Linked DNA regions of Homo sapiens: region 2 is linked to region 1. A link is an interaction called in ENCODE POLR2A ChIA-PET data of the cell type or tissue named here. Cell type or tissue: GM12878. All regions are shown on one strand. Each heading gives the region's core, and the rest is flanking DNA. Links, peaks and the distances in the headings are about the cores only.

Region 1 (17,725 bases), core at 7,379-9,878:
ATCCCAATACAGGAGCCCGTAGATTTCATGGCTGGCTGGCAGGGAGGTAACTGCTCAAGGCAGAGAGAAGACAAAGACATCGCTCTGACTGACAGCTCTGTTAGGCAAGGGAAAGGCTCATCAAAAAAGAGCCATTTCAAAAGAGTTTAAAAGTTAAGAATTAATTATGTTCCAGGAAAAAAAAATCCCCCTTCTTTTCTCCCAAGCAATCAATTTGTGAAAATTTTATTAGATATTTCAGGTTCATCTGCTCAAGGAAACAAATTATAGATTCAACAAATAATTTAGGCAGATAATAACGCCATTAAAAAACAGATAATCTCATCTATGGCCGATTAGAAGGTTCAAGTCCAATTTAATTATCACGATGAACTAAGCCTTCTCAAGTCTCTTTGTGCATAGGCTCTTAAGATCACATGGTGTTGCCAAGAACACTGAAAGGTCACCCATTCTGCTGTGTGTGTGGACAGGGCTACGGTGAAGCAGGTCAGACAGATGAAAATCTATTCTGTTTTCAGATATCTCCAGAGAAAGATTCCCACATCTCCCCTGAGGACCCTTTTCAGTGTTTAACAATGTGTGCTGTCAGGGAATTTTTCCTTATATCAAATCTAAATCCAAAACACTGCAGTTGAAGCTTGCTTCCTCTGGTCCTGGCCTCAGTAGAGATGGAGAACAGCTGGTGACCAATCTTAGTGTGACAGCCTTTTAAAAGCTTGAGGACTGTTGCAGCAGCCTGCCCCCTCTTTTACTTAATTTTGTTTTCAGGATTAAAAAAAAAAAATCCCAGTGACTATAACCTTTCCTTTCAGGTTTTATTTCTCAACTTTTTAATAATTTCAGTGGATTTTCCTTAAACTCTCTCCAAGCTTTCCAATCAAGACATCTTAGAGTTGGATGGTATCTTTGAGGTCACCTTATTCAACTACATCTCATGATGTGGAATTTCTTTTCTTCCTTTTTTTTTTCTTTTGAGACAGAGTTTTACTCTTGTTGCCCAGGCTGGAGTGCAATGGCGCGATCTCGGCTCACTGCAACCTCCGCATCTCAGGTTCAAGTGATTCTCCTGCCTCAGCCTCCTGAGTAGCTGGGATTATAGGCACCCACCAACCGCCTGGCGAATTTTTTGTATTTTTAGTAGAGACAGGGTTTCTCCATGTTGGTCAGGCTGGTCTTGAACTCCTGACCTCAGGTGATCCACCCACCTCAGCCTCCCAAAGTGCTGGGATTACAGGTGTGAGCACCTGGCCTCAAGATGTGGACTTTCTTTTATTCCTTTTCTTCTTTTTTTTTTTTTTGAGATGGAGTCTTACTCTGTCACCTAGACTGGAATGCAGAGTGCAATGGCACGATCTCGGCTCACTGCAATCTCTGCCTCCAAGGTTCAAGTGATTCTCCTGCCTCAGCCTCCCGAGTAGCTGGGATTACAGGTGCATGCCATGACGCCCAGCTAATTTTTGTATTTTTATTGGAGACAGGGTTTCCCCAAGTTGGCCAGGCTGGTCTTGAACTCCTGACCCCAAGTGATCCACCTGCCTCGGCCTCTCAAAGTGCTGGGATTATAGGCGTGAACCACTGTGCCCAGCCAAGATGTGGAATTTCAAACCAGACTGAGTACTGGAATTAGATCAGATGTCATTACAGTTTCTCATAACCCTATGCAGCCTGGCCAGCATATGCTTATTTTATCAGAAAACAGCAATTGTGGCTGATGATCACCATTAAAAGATAATTTACTAGAACTCCTTGAAAAGGAAAAACTCGTACAGTTGTTGGCATGCAGATGGCTGCATCTGCAGTGCTCCCCGTTATCTTTAGGAGAGTGAGATGTGCACACCTAAGCCAATGGACAGTGTCTTGGGGCTGCAGAAACATCTTGAAGAGGCATCCACTGACAAAAACCCAGATGATCAACCCCTGCTCTAAAGCCTCTTCTATCACTTTCCAAAATACATTAGTACTCATTTTGCACCCTGTTTATTTTCATTAAACATGTACTCCCATTCATTTATTGCTCGTTAACCCTCTTCTATTTCTCTCTTCTCCAATTTACTAATTCTCAACACTTACATCATATCACCTGGGTGCTTAAAGAGGTTAGTTTCTGTCTCACCATTGGGTCTTGATAAAATTGCATCATATAACGTAATACTTTAATTTAAAACAAAAAGTGGATTTAGCAAAGGTCAACTATAAAACAGTTGTCGTCATCCTTGAAATAAATTTTAAAATTGTACATGGAAGGGTAAACATGCATTACTATGCTATACCACAGAACAGTGGTCCTCAACCCCTGGACCATGGACTGGTACCGGTCCATGGCCTGTTAAGAACCAGGCCGTACAGCAGGAGGGTGGGTGACAGGTAAGCAAGCCTCTGCCTCCTGTCAGGTCAGTGGCAGTGTTAGATTCTCATAGGTGTGCAAACCCTATTGTGAACTGTGCATGCGAGGAATCTAGGTTGTGCCCTCCTTATGAGAATCTAACTAATGCCTGATGATCTGAGGAGGAACAGTTTCATCACAAAACCATCCATCCCACTCAGGTCCATGGAAAACTTGTCTTCCATGAAACTGGTCCCTGCTGCCAAAAAGGTTGGGGACTGTTGCTATAGAGAATTCAAAAAGCATACTAAGAAGGCAAACTTTTGTAGCATGTATGATATGCCAGGTGCTGTTCCAGACACTTTTACATAAACTTTTTAATCTTTACATATCAACCCAATGAGATAAGCAGACTATGTTATTCCCCACCTCATAGATGAGGGGACCGAGGCACAGGGAGGTGCGATAACTTGTTTGGGTTAGAATCCAGGCAGTCTGGGGCCAGAGTCTGCTGCCTCACAGAATACCAGGTAAAAGAAAGCTATGAACTGCTGGATCTTCAATTTCCGTAGCTTGACTTTCCTACAGCTGAGAAAGTCTTATGTATATTATACACTAACACTTATAAGTGACTTCGCCACACCAAATAACAAAGACCTTGAGTGATGTCTGGTGGTGCTTGGAGGCTGGGTGCAGCCCCAGCCCAGGCAGCTACAGCAGGGCTGCTTGGAAACAAGAGCTTGTGGCGGTGCTGGAGCTTGCCCGGCAGAAGTGTCCGTCTCCTCATTCTGGACAGGCAACAGTCAGCCAGGCCACCTTGCAGACCCTTCTGAATTTCAGGGGACCTCGCAGAACCCCTAGACTCCCAACCCCATGTGGCATGGAGGTGGCTTCCACATACACAGGAAGGTCCCTGGATTGGCCCAACCTCCCTTCCTATCCTGGTGCTGTCCTGGTCCACGGCAATCTCCCCTACCCTGCCATCCCTGTGAGGACGGCTGGGATGACAGCACTGCCTGGGACATAGGAAGCCCATTTTCCCAGGGTAGTCCTGCCTTCGTGTGGGGTGAGGCAGGGTCCACTGGCCCACTGTCACAGTGAGGATGAAGAAACACTCTTTTATTTGACCCACCTCCAGGAGTTCAAACCTCTTAAAACAGAGTTGTCCTGGCCTTCTTCACTGGCTAAGGAGGAGGAAGGCACCTGTGTTGATTTCCCCAGATACCCAGGCCAGGTTACAGAGATGGTAGCCCCATCTCTCTCACCAGCAGCCTCCCTCCCTGGTCCTCAGTGCCTGAAGGTTTTCACCCTCCCATCAGCTTGTCTGTACCCCCAAAGAGGCAATATCTTCCTACAAGGACCATAAATAAGCACTTTTTAAGTAAAGGATAATTAGAGTTAGGAACCTGTTTCTTTCTCACTTGGGACGCAAAATATAAAAACTAAAAATATCGACCAAAATGGAAGTACATGGTAAATGCAATCCTAAAACTCTCTAGTATTGAAAAGAACTCAGCTTTTCTTATTGGGTGTACTATCTCCTATAGTCTACGCACATAAGACTAGATGCTGCCCTTTGGCAGTTCTACAATGATTTTGAACAGAGATTTGAGAGTTGAAAACCGAGTGTTTATCTCTATAATTTCTTTTCTTGATGGAGGGCTGAGGCAATGCTTTTTATTCACATTATGCCAACTTTATGTTATAAAGTCAACCTGTTTTGGCATTTTCCAAGCCAAGGTATTGAAACTATTCAATGAATTATTTTCTATCACCATCTAATTGAAAAGAATATATATTCAGAGGGAAAAACAAGTAGACTTGATATCATTTTAACATCTTAATGGAAAATAGATTTAAGGATAAATATAATAAAGTGAGCTATCTTAAGTTTTATTGTAAGATATAATGCCTCAAGTAAACAGGCTCTCTTTATTTCTTAAAACTAGCTTCAGTGTTTACTGCTCATTTTCAGTTACTAAAAGTTACGTATATGTCATTCGAGGACAAACTGACATTGATGAATTGAAAGAGCTTTTCACTACCTACATATTGACAATCCTTATGATGCAAGTAATAGTTTTCAATATTTCTTCTGTGGGGGGGTTATATATTAACATGCATGTGCATATGCACATATACACATACAACACCCTTATCTAGGAATAGTGAGAATCAAAATACATGCTCAAAACTATTGTATTATTGTAATTTTGACATTCCTAATAAGTTTTTTATGGTATCGAGGCTTATATTTTCACTAAGATCCTTTATAAATTATCAAAATTATTTTTAAAAGGAAGTTTTATGAATAGAAAAATAGAGAATAAACATTTAAGCCAATCGTTGCTTACCAAACTTAAAAACGCTGTAATCATCATACAGCAAACTCTAAAAAATAGGTACTGATTTTAGGAGCATTTTCCCTTCGATTTAACTGGGAAACTTCCAGATTCAAAGAAAAGTTCTCCATCAATTAGACATTAATTCACCTATTAATGTCTAAGCCCTTCTTTCCCCTTTTCTTGCTGCAGATAATCAGGAACTAGCCTTGCTCTTCCCTGTTCTTCTGATTTATTAGGCCCAATATTTCCAGGATAAAGTAACAATAGAATATCCAATTAAATTATACATAATTGATATGTCTTTTCTTTGCATGTTGAAATGATTAATTATATAGAATCATACTTTGAAAATTAGGTTTGCTAAAAATCCCAAACATCACAAGTTAATATATTATATGATCACCACCAATTTTTGGCTAATAAAATGACAGCAGTATGTTTGTACTGTACAACTTTTAGACTCAATAATGATTAAAAAAGCCTAAAGACATAAATGAAAACATAACGTTTTGATATAATTTAACATTTAAAAATATAATTACACAGCCATACTTAAAGATGATTCATGGACACTCTACTGCTGAATACTAATATAATTTAGATAAATGTGGTTGTTTTAAATAAAAGAATAGTGAATAAATTATCAAATATTTACACTGCTCATATGAAATATTTATTAAAGTTTCACTTGCATATGCCTAAAAAGTCACACAAAATGTTTTCTTCAGATCTGGGCAAACCCAAAGCTAAATGTTTTTTTCAGTATTTCTAATAGAAAACTATTTGAACACATGCTAGAAGTCTTATACTGTGCTATGAAAATAAATCCCTCCCCTCCTGCTTCCACATGGAGTTCCTCAGCAGCATGAATGGTCTTGATTATCTCCACCCTTTCTAGACATTTCAGGCTTTTACATGGCAGGACTTCAGCAGACACATGTACACACTAACTCACTGGACAGCAATCACATTCCTAAGTAAATGTCCGTCATGATGGGACTTGGCATTTTCGTGGGTTTTGATTTGGGTTATGGTTAACGGAAGATGGTTTGGTTAGAGCAGTAGGTCAGGATCTTCACATGTGTTCCCGCTCCTTTGTCACCTCTCCTTTGCCTGGTATAGTGCCTGGTGACACAAAATTGTCTGATGTAGATTATAAAGCTAGGGAATTTATATTTTTTGAAATTATGTTTCAAAAGTATTTAACATTTTCACCATTCTGAAAAGAGAAATGCTTGAAAGTGTTACATTACAACATAAAATAAAATTCTAAAATTCATACATATATTAACCAACATTACCATACCTTTGGATTCATGTTTATTTTGGATAATGATAGAACATATTCACTAGGACACATTACAGATTTAGAAATTTTACACTTTTATGTGTAGTTTATTATGCCTCTTCCACTTATTAAAACTGAAAAATTAGATTAGTCTGGAACATAACCTAATTTATGTTGTATGTTGTTCTGCATTACAAGGTTCATTCCTTTTGTTAAGAAATACCAAGTTATTTAGTCATGTAACCAAACACCACCTGTTCCCCCAAAACCTATTGAAATAAAAAAACAAAAAGTGAATTCCCTTGATGATGGTGACTTCTTAGAGACTGATCTAGAATGAATACCTTCTAACTTAAAGCTCCTTTCACATTTTTACTTTTCCCAATACAATTTTAATAGTAAAACAATTGCATTGTTCAAAATAAATGCAATAAAAATATAAAGAAATACCAAGTTACAAAAAGATAAAATTAACCTTCTACTTTTGATATAACATCCAACATTTTTCTATTAAAATCATAATATTCATAAAATATGCAATATATGTCTTTTTTTCACATAGCAATTGCATTTGCAAATCTCCCAGAGTAATTACTGTGGCAAAATAACACTGACATTACTTGTCAGTCCTCTGACTTATACTTAGACTATCCACTTTCACTTAGTGGATTAAAATTTGTCTTTGCTGGTTTTATGAATAGGTAAAATTTTCTGATTTGCTTATTTGTAAAATAATATTATCTGTCTTGCCTACCTCATGGGATTAAATAGTTTTAGGAAAATGTAGTTAAAAATATTTACTGAGATTTTTGTTTTAGGTCCTGTGCAAGATATCAGAGTATAAAGATGAGATAGGACCCCTGCCAGTGAATCTAGGAATGGGAGACCAACAGGTTGACAGTAAGCGACTATGGTATGGTGCAATCAACAGCGTAATAGAGATGTGCTGAAGATGTCACAGAAACACAGACGAGGAGACAGTAGTTTCTGTCCAGCGGCAGGAGATGTCAGAAAAAGGTACAGAGAGAAGGTTGTATTTGAACTGAGCTTTAAAGGACCACCAGAAGTTGGTGAGAAGAACAAGAGATGAGTCTAAGCAAACATGTGCCAAGTGAAGACTTCAGAGGGGTCCAAGAAAACGGCCAGCACTCCCGTGTCACTCTGCCTAGGGGAGCACCAGGGGGCGAGGAGAGGTGGAGACAGGCAGGCTTGAAAACGAGGCAGAAAGGCAGCTATGGCCAGGCTATAAGCCGCCTTCTTGTGGTGTCAAGAAATGTGGACTTAATTCATAGTCAATAGAGAGTTTTCTGAAGTTTTTAAATATGAGAATGGTCAGATCAGACTAGTTTTAAGAAAATTCTGCAGAGGGTGGAGAAGAGGGAAACAGAAAGGAAGAAGGACTTGTTGGGAAGCAAATGTAGCAGAGAAATGGGGAGCTGAATGAGGAAGTGGGCATGGACAGGAAGGAGAGGGCAAGCGGGGCTGGTGGTGCTGCTGTGACCTGGACAGGGAAGGCACAAACGAAAGAAGACCCTGGGGAGGGCGCGGCGGATAGGGATCAGTGGGAAGGTGTCAGAGGAAATAATGAGCTCAGTGTGAGAATTCAGGTGGAGGGACTGAGCACACAGAAATATGTTAGAGAGTGAGGAAAATGAATTTGGAGCTTAGGAACAGGTTTATGAAAAGAAAGGCAGATTTGGGAGGAACCAGCACATAGAGAGATGTGGAAGGAATAGACCCTGCACTCAGCCCTGTTCCTGGTACACAGCAGCTTCTCCAGGAATGTTTGTTAAAAAATCCAATGTAAATGGTTGAGAAAGTCCATGAAGAGTAGATAGAGTGAAAAGACCAAAAGGATGAGGATAAAACGACAGGAGACACTAGCAGTATAAGGGGTGGGCAGAAAAGAAAGACCTGGGCTCATTGTACACATTGTAGACCTGAAATATAATATTTTATCTAATATTTTATTTTTAAATTAAATATTTCAAGGTTGTTCCCAATGTACAAATCACCTTTAAAAGAGGATTTTGTGATAAATTAATGTAGTTAATAACAAAATTGCTTTGAAGGTTGACAGTATTTAAACTTTTAAATGATAACCCTTTATCAAGTAGTAATTATCTGACTCAGAGATCAGAAAATCAATTATTAAAAAGTCAAATTTCTGCAATCAAAAACATATATTTGAATTAAATTTAACATTTTAATCTACAAATACTTGCCAACTCAAAACACTCTAATTTCTCTAATTTTAACTTTAAATTTCATCAGTTATCCACAAATTATGTTTTAGAAAGCCCAATGTATAATATACTTAAGATTTCTCCAAGTATAATTATTTTTTTCTCCAAGTATAATTATAAAAAGAAAAAATATACTATTAAACATTAGGAGGCCGGGAGCGGTGGCTCACGCCTGTAATCCCAGCACTTTGGGAGGCCAAGGCGGGTGGATCACGAGGTCAGGAGATCGAGACTATCGTGGCTAACATGGTGAAACCCCGTCTCTACTAAAAATACAAAAAATTAGCTGGGTGTTGTGGCGGGCGCCTGTAGTCGCAGCTACTCGGGAGGCTGAGGCAGGAGAATGGCGTGAACCCGGGAGGTGGAGCTTGCAGTGAGCTGAGATTGGGCCACTGCACTCCAGCCTGGGTGACAGAGCGAGATTCCGTCTCAAAAAAAAAAAAAAAAGTTAGGAAAGATAACAAAAAAGGAATTAAACTGGAACTTGTATATATTTGTGGATGTACATGCCTGTATACATACATACACACATATGTACTGGTTGCTCACTTAGATATGCAGATTCTTCTCGAACACACAAAAAAATTAACCAAATTAATGACTTTAAAAAATCTACATTAGTGATCATAATCACCAATTTGGTTTTGATACAAATTTCAATTAGTCTCTGTATTCATAAGCTAGAATCAATGCAAAAAATGCTGGATACTTTACTACTAATTATAGCCACACAATTCATATTTATATAAGCATTCCCTATAGTTTGGCCAAAGGTAATTTACCTGAATGAAAGGGAAAGTGAATATCCTATCACTAAAATTAAATTTTAGAGGAATATCTATTTAATGTTCTTAAAGTGGGAGATATATTGGCTTAAACCTTTGTATCTTTAATGCAATCATACTGCCTAATGATAAGCAAAACTAAAAGGTCAATTCATTACAAAATTCAATATTTGGACCATCAAACTCTTTAGTACTTAATAAGCAATTAATATTTGTCAATGAAAAATGTTGTGGTAATACAGGTGAAAATCAATAACACAAGCCCACTTGTTGCACTACCACTGACAAGCTATCTAAATAACTACAATCTTGAAGAAAAAAAAAAAACTGCTTTGATGTTTTAACTTATGTTCTTTCCAAGCAGACGTGAATCCTGTGATGCTCTCTGTTTATAACACAGAATGCACTTTGTTAGTAATCTGCTCATAATTACTATCATGCATGTGACCCAGAGACGTGTGCCTTAAAATAACATTCTATGCCTTATTACAGATGCTATTAAGGGCACACTTTAATACTATGCATGCTAATTTTATTCACTTTAAAGAAAAAAGCATCTAAAACTCAACCAGAAGCTTTCCATTTAATATAATATTTTCCTTTAGGAGTAAGTATATGAGAAGGTAGTTTGGACACACTTCTGAGGCTTAAAAGACTTTATATATGAACTTTGCATTAGCAAAAATAATTTTTAGTAGAAGCATAATTTTTATTTAGACCAAGCTTGTCCAACCTGTGGTCTATGGGCCACATGCGGCCCAGGATGGCTTTGAATGTGGCCCAACACAAATTCATAAACTTTCTTAAAAGATGAGATTTTTTGTTTTTAGCTCATAAGCTAGCATTAGTGTTAGTATATTTTATGTGTGTGGACCAAGACAATTCTTCTTCTTCCAGTATGGCCCAGGAAAGTCAAAAGATTAAGACACCCCTGATTTAAATATTTTTTTCTTTGAAAAACACCGGGAAAAATATAAAAAAAGAAACTAAAAATTACCTATAGTACTACTATTTTTGGGGTACTTATAATAAAACTGAAAACCCTACCCAAATATACTTACTCATCAAATCCCATCCCTCAGAAGAACCACCATAAGTCACTGGCTTACAGTCTTCCAGATTTCATATTAGCTTGTCTTTGAAATCTTAAAGTTTATCAGATTTTCCTGGTATAAACAATTTCATACTCCTATGCACTATTTTATTTTTCCATAAAAATATTTTACTTGCTCAGAGATGAGAGTCATAGTTGCCAGATCACTTTAAATGTTGAAATTAAAATTATAACATTACATGGTAAGTGTAATATTATATGGTAAATGCATGCTCCCTAAAACTGTGCTTCTGCTTTTTTTAAAAAAGGAAGATTATTAACAAAAAAAATTATTTAACATACATTTAGTTGCTTTTATAGTTTAGAAATGATAAGGACATCATTTTTTTAAACAGTTTTTTATAATATGATAATAGTTTTATGCTAAACATTTCTATTTAACAGTCAATTGAGATTAGTGGTTAGATACAGCATTGTACATTAAGATGCCTGACACGGTATTATAAAATACAGATTTTTAATTTATGACTGTTCAGGTGTCAGAGTTTATAACTGCTTTGCCAAAGGTTAAATTACAAAGGAAGTCAACCAGGAAACCCAAGAGTACTCTTTAAATATGATACAGGCCTTCAACTCAAGGTGTGAGTACGAGTTAATACAGAACTACAAATGCCATTTATGGGTTTCATCTTTGGAAAGTTTAGACTTCACTGAGAAATCTGACTCATACTTCCTGTTCCAGCTATGAAAAACTCAGAACTCAATGTCATAATGGGCTCACTGAAAGGCAAATTCTGCTTGCAAAGTTAAAAAAGAGTGAAACTGTAAGAACTGTTTTGATCTGTAAAATATTGATAACTAATATAACTTTAAATACAAGAAATCCTTCTATTTGTAGTTCTGTATATTTACTGTGTCACTCCTGGCTATTCCGTATGCAATGTGGTAATTTTTAAAATGACCTGCTAGTGACATTTTTACGTTTAGTAGGTTGCAGTGTTTCCACATGGGCAGCCATCAAATGAGAGGTCCTAAAGTTTGTTTGGAATTCAGTTGTTTGGAACTCTGCACACCTTTAAACAGGAACAATGCGACAGATAGATTTCTGGGCCAGTTTCCAAAAGCCAAGAGAATTCTTAATGTTGTAGAATTTATAGTGCCAGTTCAATCTCCTAAGTACTATTTATAATAGTTTCTATGGGGAAAAGCATTTCAAGGTCCAAGCCAGCCCCAAGGAACTTAATTGTCTACTGTAGACACCAGAGACATATAACTTCTAACATCTCTGGATATACAGGAGGAATATATGTGTGGTACTAGGCCAGGGTGGTATGTGTGGGATGTCAGAGGGAAGTATGAGATTACCTATCTGGAGCTCCTAGATATTAGATTCATCCAAAGCTCTAAGCTAAAATCAGGGAGACATTCATTTACCTCCTCCTACACCCATAACCTCAGGTAGAAGTTAAATTATGGGATTACTGTGTAGGCCAGGTGAGAAACCTTGGAGATTTTCTGGGTATGAATGATTACAAAGGCTAGGGTGTGTGTGTGCGCGCACACACACATACACACATGTGGAGGGTATAATATAATGCGGAGGGTATGATATAACATACATATAATGTGAAGGGTATAACACACACCCTCCATGCGGAGGGAATACTATATTCAAAAGCCTAAAGGAAGGAGAGTATAGCTTGTTGGGGAAAAACAAACAAACAAAAAGCCCTCCAGAATGATCAATATTTACAGTGCAAGGAATGAAGTGGAGTCAGATAAGCATAGTTGGCAAATTAGTCTGAAGACAGACCATAAAGGGCCCCGTGATTTTCTGTGAATATGCACTGTGAACACATATTTAACGTAAGGATTATTAAATCCAACAATCATAATATTTTAAAAAATATTTACTGAAAGATTCGTGTGATCCAAATCATTACATTTTGCATCTAATTTAACTTTGAAAAGACAGCTATTTAATACTAGATTAATCCCTGAACATTTTGCTATTTATGGAGATCAAAAACCTGAGTAACAACATGGTTTTGTTCATTCTATATTTAGAAAGTGTGTTTGAGTTTTGAGTAACAAAATGGTGAATAACTAGATCACTCTCTCTGAGTAATTAGAGAGTGCTTTTTAAAGGACTTTTTAAAGGACTTTAAAAAGAGTGCTTTTTAAATGTTGTTCAAAAAGTAACAACATTTCCTTTGAATTGAGGCAGATCTAAAAGCAAAATGTCCTTTTTTGTATTTTTTTAGTATAATTTCTATTTCAAACATAGCATTAGTCTTAAATTGATAATAGCTTTGTTTTGGAATGCTTAGATTTATAAAAGTTCTTTATGAATTTTAAACACTGAAGAAGCACAAAACACAGAAGGGGTAATTACTGAAGTTCATCCATGTTTAAGTTTGGCTTCTGTGGACACTGTAATAAATCTATACTAATGCATCTCACAAATGCCTCATAAATTTACATCTTCTTTGATTTCTCAACAATTTTCAACAATAGCAAGATGAAACTGCAGTGAAATATCAAGATGTATAATTTACATAAATGTTGTATAAAATTAATAACTGATTTTTTAAAGTCAGGCATCTTTGCACTGATTATTAGAACTGTTTAGAATGTGAACTGAATGACTTTTGATGGCTGCACACTCAAGGACAACAGTGAGTGACCTTGAACAGCAGTGTATAAAAATACATTTATCACTGAAATGGCATGCTGGCTGCCAGTCAATATATGCCTCTCATTTGTTAGGAGGCTCTCCTGCTGTGATTCCCTCATTACAATTTTGCTTTTACTTCCTGGGCAAATGACAACTAGAAAATGAGGCGGTTTCTTTCTTGACCAAACTTAATCCAGAAAAAATGAGCTGACAGCTGCAGCCATTCAAGTGTTACAGAACATTTTACACGTTTGTAAAAGACATGATTATATATTCTAAATACTATATCACTAAATGTGACAGCCAACAAGTTATCTTACTTTCTTAGTCTCTTTTCGCTTATAGAATAGCTTCTTATATCCTCTTCAATCTATTTTTCTAATTAAATAATTTCTGGTGTAGGATGCGATAAACAGTAATTCAGAGACACATTGTGGAAAACTTTCCTGGATACTTAACAAAAATGTATGCAGCTAAAGTCTGACTACAGAAATAACTCCTGTCCTAGTTTTTATGATAATTATTTTCAATGCACAGTTTACATTTTTCTAGGATGCAAAAATAGGTATCCATTTAGATAATTTATTTGTACTATATGTATGTTCATATCAATAAAGAAAATTATAGTACAGTCACATATAGGTTTAAGTTATGTTTAATTTTTTTATGTAAGCATTTTCTGACCCAAAGATTTCTAGTCTGGGTTCGAGACAACTCAGGGCATAGTACATTATCATAGACACTATGAAATTATCACAAAATGCTGAAGCTCAAAACAATTTTTCCTTTTATTTAAAAATATAGATATTATTATGGAAAGCACCTCAGGAGGGGTAAAACAAAGGGAATGAAAACCTGAACAAACAATAATAAGGTTTAGAAATAAACTCCAAAAGTAATGACTGCTCTAATCATGGGTATTTTTGCTTTTCCTTTATTTAACATGGTTAAAGAATTTCGGTTCCAGTGTAGACAGGCCCAGTTTTCTAGTTAGGGTTCATATTTGGTATTCTATATCCAGAAATTTAATATTAGTTCTTAGTAAGGAAACAGATTGAAATACAGGTTAGGCAGATAAACATAAACGTGATGCTAAGAGAAACAAGCTAGACACAAACAGTTACATGCTGTATGATTCCATTTATATAAAATTCTTAATCAGGCAAAAACCACAGTGCAAGAAAGATTGGTGATTGTCAGGGGAAGAGGACTGACTGCAAAGGGGCAGAAGGACACTTTTTGGGTAATGGATATGTTCTTATCCTGATTATGGTGGTGGTCACATGGTTGTATACATTTGCTACCACTTATCAAACTGTGCACTTAAAACAAGTGAAGTTATTTTATGTGTATTTTACCTCATTAAGGCAGTTACCTATGCCACATGCACAGAAAAATAGATACATCAGGAAAGAGTGAGTTGGAGCTTTTGTTGCTCCTGCCTGGATCCACTGAGAAATGAACATGCAAAAGGCTCACTATTGAGAGCACAAGGCTAAGGCTGTTCCCCAGAACGCATTTTCAAGTTTTCCATCAGGTCTCAACCGACAGTGCTCCCACAATTTCCCTTGGGGAAACTTAACCACAAGCTACCATTTCTCGGTAAGGATGCCTTTCCTGTAAATCTGCTGGAAGTGTTCTTCTCCTTGAATTCTTGTTCATCACTCTCTAGTAGATTTGTGTATGCCACAAGTGATATATACATATTTTTTAAATATAAGCTAGACATTTTTGCTTAATTTATATTACTAGCTATTGATTCAGGATTGCTTGTCCAAACCATTCTTAATGTTTTTATTTTTGGGCCCTAAACATAAACTTACATCTCTCTCTCTCTCTCTCTCTCTCTCTCTCTCTCTCTCTCTTTTGTAGAGATGGGGTCTCATGGTTTTACACTATGTTGTCCAGGCTGGTCTCCAACTCCTGGGCCCAACTGATCCTCCCATGTTGGCCTCCTAAAGTGCTGGGATTCACTATACATGGCCCTACATTTACATCTCTTATTGTCCACTAATATTTATATTCAACTGAAAAGCTAAAGAATTTAGAGAAATATTTTTAAAATTCCAGAATATATAAACCTCTATACGCTAAAGATTCTACACCAGAAATTTATTAAGAGCTATCTTTAATAAACAGCACAGTCCCAGAATTGACAGTCTAGCTTTTACAAGAAGAAAGCTTTTGAACATTTTCTAGAACAACAACCAAACTATAAGAAAATAATACAATCATGCACTTCCTGTGTGCATCACTGCAGTTTTAAAAGGGCTTTCCTCTTCTCTGAAGGCTTGTGAGTAGAGAGTAATCAGTTAAATAGTGCTGTTTGAGCTTACAAATGTTCAATGAGCAAATTCTCTTCCAAAAATAGATTACAAAACCACTAAAAAACAAAATGATTATGGCCCATTAGAAAAAATAAATCTTTTTACAGAATATGGTACATATAGCTAAAATAACCCAACAAAGGGGCACAGGAAACAAAAATAATATTCAATGAAGGCAGAAAAAAATCAATATTTTTATATCGTGCTTAATTGACACCTTTTTTATTAAGAAAAACAGGAAATTAAATAATACAGGATCAGTGGAAATCAGCAAGAATACGATTCATTAAGCCTTCTCTTCTTCTTGGCCACTGAATTACTTCTGGTTTATAACAGGCTTTTAAAAGTATAAATGTGATTTTAGTTAATTAAATACAAATACTAATAAATCTCTTTTAAACTACTTCATAAAGGGAAGGATTATACTGTCAGGATTTTGGTTTACTGACATTCTCCCTGAATGTTTCCATACTAGAGCTCTTATTCTATGACTAAAAATATTTGGATACTTCCAATTCTTCATGCCCAGTCTGCTCCCAGCTGAGGAAATTGTGGTACGCTGGCCAGCTGCAGCACTGTTCCAGGTCCAGAGGATAGGAATTTGTCACAGAGAATTCTGCCTCAAATGCAACTGAAGTGGAGGGAATTTTGTTGACAGGAGAAGCTCATAGCGGTCAAAAGATGGGAGATCCCTTCTGTTCAGAGAACTATCTTGACAAGGCCTTGGGTGGTCCGTTCTCTAGGGGGGTTTTCTAGCAGTCCTATTTCTGCCCCAGCTACAAGGTTCTCCGCAGTTTTCTACTTTTCTTGCCATCCTTCCTCCTGTCTCCTTGGTATTGTTGGATTTATTGTATAAGATGATAGTGTAAGAGCATTAAATTTGCATTAGTTTCTGTTATTTTTCCTTAGTTGTTTTCTCTACTATAATATATCTCTACCTTTTCTCAGCTGTCAACACAAAGAACATCTTTCCTTGATAAGTGCCCACCACCCTTTTTTCTAGAGATTTTTCAAGGACTTAGATAGCCCAGACTAATATAGGGGCTGACATCATGGAGAAAGATTAAAAATAATTTTTTACTTCTCTTTCCTATTATTTTAGTCACCTCAGAATAAGTGGTTTAAAAGAGTTCTATGGATTTCTCTTTCTGTTCAACTGAAGTTTAATACATAAACCATTATCACTACTTCATATATATTTCCTAATATTTACTTATTCCTAAAATATTTATCTCTAATATCTCCACCCATCTAACAAATTTAACTTTTCTATATTTCTGTATTCAAAAACATTCCCCCAAACCCTAAATTCTTCACCAGGCTTCTTCTAACACACACAGTACAAAGAAACCAGATGGATTTTGTAGAATATGAAAAGACTTAGAACTCTGTTATTGTTTGCCATGCAGCCTCACATCAAACTAAAAGGTTATACTGTGAGGATTTCATTTCACTGACAGCCTCTGTAAACTTCTTCACACTATATTTGCGAATATAAGATTCCATAAATATTTTCATAACTCTGACTTCTTCCTGCAGGACATCCCCAGACATTGGAAATTGGAAATAATACCTTATATATGACACATTATTCATACTAGTAGTTGGAAAAACTGTTGCTAAAAGCTTGTTTTCTTCAGCTATTAAGCGCTACGATGTACCATCAAGAACTTGGGACAATCAAGAATAAGGCCTGCCATTTCTTAAGTATTCAGTATTTTTAAATTTTTAAAATATATGCTCTCATTTTATAAGTAGAATAATCACTTATTTCTCTTATATAAATAGCCACTTAAATCACATTCAGACCCACAAAAAAAGACTATTCCTTGGGTAAGAAAGATGACATTCTATGTACACAATTTAGTACATTTAATTTTTAGTGACTTGCTTTTGTATAATGACATTTTACAAAGATTTTAACAGTTATTGTATCATTTGATGGCAAACTCATTGAAGTGGACCTTCTAGCTTCAGCTCATATTCCTTAATAGAATTCTATGTGGGATGTGCTATAAAAGCAAACAGCAGAGTAAAGAAGTACAGAAGTTAAACGATTAATTCAAAGCTACTAAGACCACTGTTTTCAAGTCTGCTGATAGAGTTTAACTCTTTCCCTGCAGATCATTATGTCCCACGAAGTATGCCCCGACTCCCATGTTTTAGGAAGGTCTACTTTGGCCCAATGTTATCAAATAGAACCCATAAAATACCTGCATTATGCCTACAATTGCAGAGTCAAATATATGTGCAGAGAGATGGCAGCAGTTGACCTTTGCTGCTGTGATGCCCAGTGAAAATCCTGGGGAACGAGCACAGCTCCCAAGAGACCCGAGTTTAAACCCAATCTCTCATGGGTCTGAGAGAGTAACACAGGCACAAAAATTACGGATACCTAAGTCTTCACTGCTTATACCTTGGGGCTTTTTGATATCAAACTTTTGAAAAATGACCTCAGCACTCTCCTCCCAGGTTTTAGAAGCCCCATGATGTCCAAATATACACCTGATTTGTCTTCACTCCTTTGCTTTGTTTTGCACAGAACATAAAGAAAGCCATACATGATAAGAAGTGTGGCTTCTCCGCTGCTCTTCATCCTTCCTGGAAAGATGATCAAGAAAAATGGCTTATCTAATATCAGATCCAGGAGGAAGGAAAGTTTTATAACACAGACACATAC
Region 2 (2,500 bases), core at 1-2,500, 570 kb before region 1:
TCTCCTGTCTCAGCCTGGAACTACAGGCACCCGCCACCACGCCTGGCTAATTTTTTTTTTTTTTTTGTATTTTTAGTAGAGATGGGGTTTCACCGTGTTAGCCAGGATGGTCTTGATCTCCTGACCTCGTGATCCACCCGCCTCGGCCTCCCAAAGTGCTGGGATTACAGGCATGAACCACCGCGCCCGGCCTTTCTTTTTTTTTTAACTCCTTAAATTTTGTGTAGAAACGAGGGTCTTGCTATGTTGCCCAGGCTGCCCCCAAATGTCTGGGCTCAAGCGATCCTCCCACCTCTGCCTCCCAAAGTGCTGGGATTACAGGTGTGAGCCACCACACCTGGCACTCCTTCCTTTTTTTAGGTTTGAAGGAGGAAATGTCATTTTATTACAGGTTGAGTACCCCTTATCCTGAATGCTTGGGACCAGAGGTGTTTTGGACAGATTTTTTTTAGGTTTTGGAATATACTTACTTACAGATTGAGCATTCCAAATCTGAAAATCTAAAATTCAAAATGCTCCAATGAGCATTTTCTTTGAGTGTCATGTCAGTGCTCAAAAAGTTTCAGGTTTTGGAGCATTTTGGATTTTGGATTTTCACATTTGGGATGCTAAACTTGTACCAGCAGTCAAACTGTGGAATGCCAAGGTTTCATTCTCATGCCCCATGGAATCCGATACAATCTCACTCATAAGGAATTAGGGCCATTGCAGCATGATTAGGAACCTGGTTAAATCCCACGATGAAGTTCAGAATTAAACTTAGTAAAAAAGGAGATGTGAGTTGGTTTGAGCCTTGGAATTGAATTTTTTTTTTTTTAAAACACCAACTCAAACCAGATGGAATTGAACTTCTTTATGGAATCTTTGCACTTCCACTTTGAGTTGGTAAAGATTATTCAGCATAAGCTGACATGATTGGCTGTGCTAGGAATGTGTACAATCTGGGTGGTTGGAAATCTAATGGCCTGGAGATATAATTCTCTTATATTTTACAGACATGCTAGGTGATAAAATCAGAGCAGGTATAGTTCCCGTCCTCTAGAAACTGACAATTGAAACTAACACCAGTACTAATCACATGGTGGACACTGCAGAACGCTTCACTCCTCTGCTCTACTCCTTTCAAGAATCCCTGTAGCAAGGTGTCATTTTACAGGTGGGGAAACTCAGGCTCAGGAAGACCTGGCCCCAGGTCACATTGCTAGTAAGTGGCAGAGCTGAATTCAGAGTCAGAGCTGCTTAACCCACAGCCTGAATTCCTCCTCAGGGCACCTTTGCCTCTTAGGAGGAGGAGGGCAGAAGGAGACTGATCGCAAGCTGGTTTCTAACCGGCTGGTTTGAGAATGGGGAAGAGGTCATGTGCATAGCACCAGGCACCACAGTAACCACCGTCTCACATGGCCATCTTCAGTACTTCCTATATGGCTTCAGTTTCATTTCACTGGCTGTTTAAGGACCAGTACTCTTCATATGACAGCTGAGTATGGCACATGATCTCCTCAATTCAGGTGGGTTCTTCAGACCCACTGCCACCTCCTGTGGGGCCCAGGACAAGGGTATACTTGAAGGCACATATATGGTATGTGGGATATAGCAAGCTAACAAACTGGGAAATATGTTCTGTCCTCCTATGTTGACAAATAGACCTTGATCACAACCTGGAAGGATGAGCTCTTGAACTCTCTGAGTTCCTGCAGAAGTGTAGAGGCCTTTGGAGAGTTGCCTCTGACTGACATGCTTTCCTGCTTCTCTTCTTGCCGCTGGCTCTTTCTGGCCTTGTGGGGAGCCTCACAGACAGCCTGGATGGACTCTCTGGTCTTCATGCCCAGTTCCACTCTTGCCCCTGCAAACAGCTATCTATCCCTTGGCCACCATTCAGGTCAAGACTTGATCCACTGATGGCACAACCTCCCTCAGGAGGATGGATCTGAAAAAATGCCTGCACAGACCCTGGGAGTGGGTGTGGAGCTTGGGGGACAGGGAATCCTGGGGCGCTGGGAGCCTGGTCTGGCACGTGGGATGTGGACTCCTGGGGTGGCATGTCTCCTTGGTGGTAGAGACTGCATACCCCGTGGGGTGGGGTGCAGTGGGAGGAGGGCCAGAACAGGCCCTGGGAAGCAGAGGCCCCTTGTCAAGGTTCAAGGGCAGTACTGGGTTCTCAGCACGAGTGCTTTCCGAAGAAGGCTTGGAGGCAGAAAGGAGAACTGCAGCTATTTGGAAACTGGCCCACTCGCCACTCCCGAAATCGGCGGCTTTTCACTTTTCTGCAGCCCCTTCTCCTTCCACAGGAGCAGCACGCTACTGTCAGTCATGTTGGTCTCGTGCAGGGGTTCTTGTGAGGGATTGTATCAAAATCTGCAGCCGAGGTGGGGAGAGGAGGTGTGTGTAGTTTCTAAAATGCTTCTCTGCAGGCTCTCATCGGCCATCCTAGGGGAGCGATCCTCCACCCCATCCCCTTGGAGAGGGCTTAAGTTCCTTTACCTGCCTGCAGAGAAATGCT

The links. ChIA-PET counts read pairs that join two places held together with the same protein. Peaks named below come from ENCODE experiments on the same cell type or tissue, not always from the same donor. Only the 100,000 strongest peaks of a DNase experiment are listed, where the experiment ranks them.
Region 2: POLR2A ChIA-PET joins it to region 1 with 6 read pairs; 4 of 35 experiments call an interaction of 5 or more read pairs at or near these places.

Annotation. Positions count from the first base shown.
Region 1 is chr18:56,997,906-57,015,630 of GRCh38, reverse strand. The region is part of intron 26 of WDR7 (WD repeat domain 7); the gene reads right to left. Among named protein-coding and RNA genes, the nearest start is that of WDR7-OT1, 33 kb to the left of the region's middle. RefSeq lists enhancers at 2,711-3,211, 10,604-10,653. In GM12878, for the core only: no CTCF peak of the experiment used is centred there; no DNase peak of the experiment used is centred there.
Region 2 is chr18:57,580,324-57,582,823 of GRCh38, reverse strand. All of the region lies in intron 1 of FECH (ferrochelatase), which reads left to right. Among named protein-coding and RNA genes, the nearest start is that of FECH, 5.1 kb to the left of the region's middle. RefSeq lists enhancers at 1,346-1,525, 1,546-1,605. In GM12878, for the core only: no CTCF peak of the experiment used is centred there; a DNase peak (open chromatin) is centred at 1,403; H3K27ac peaks cover 242 bases.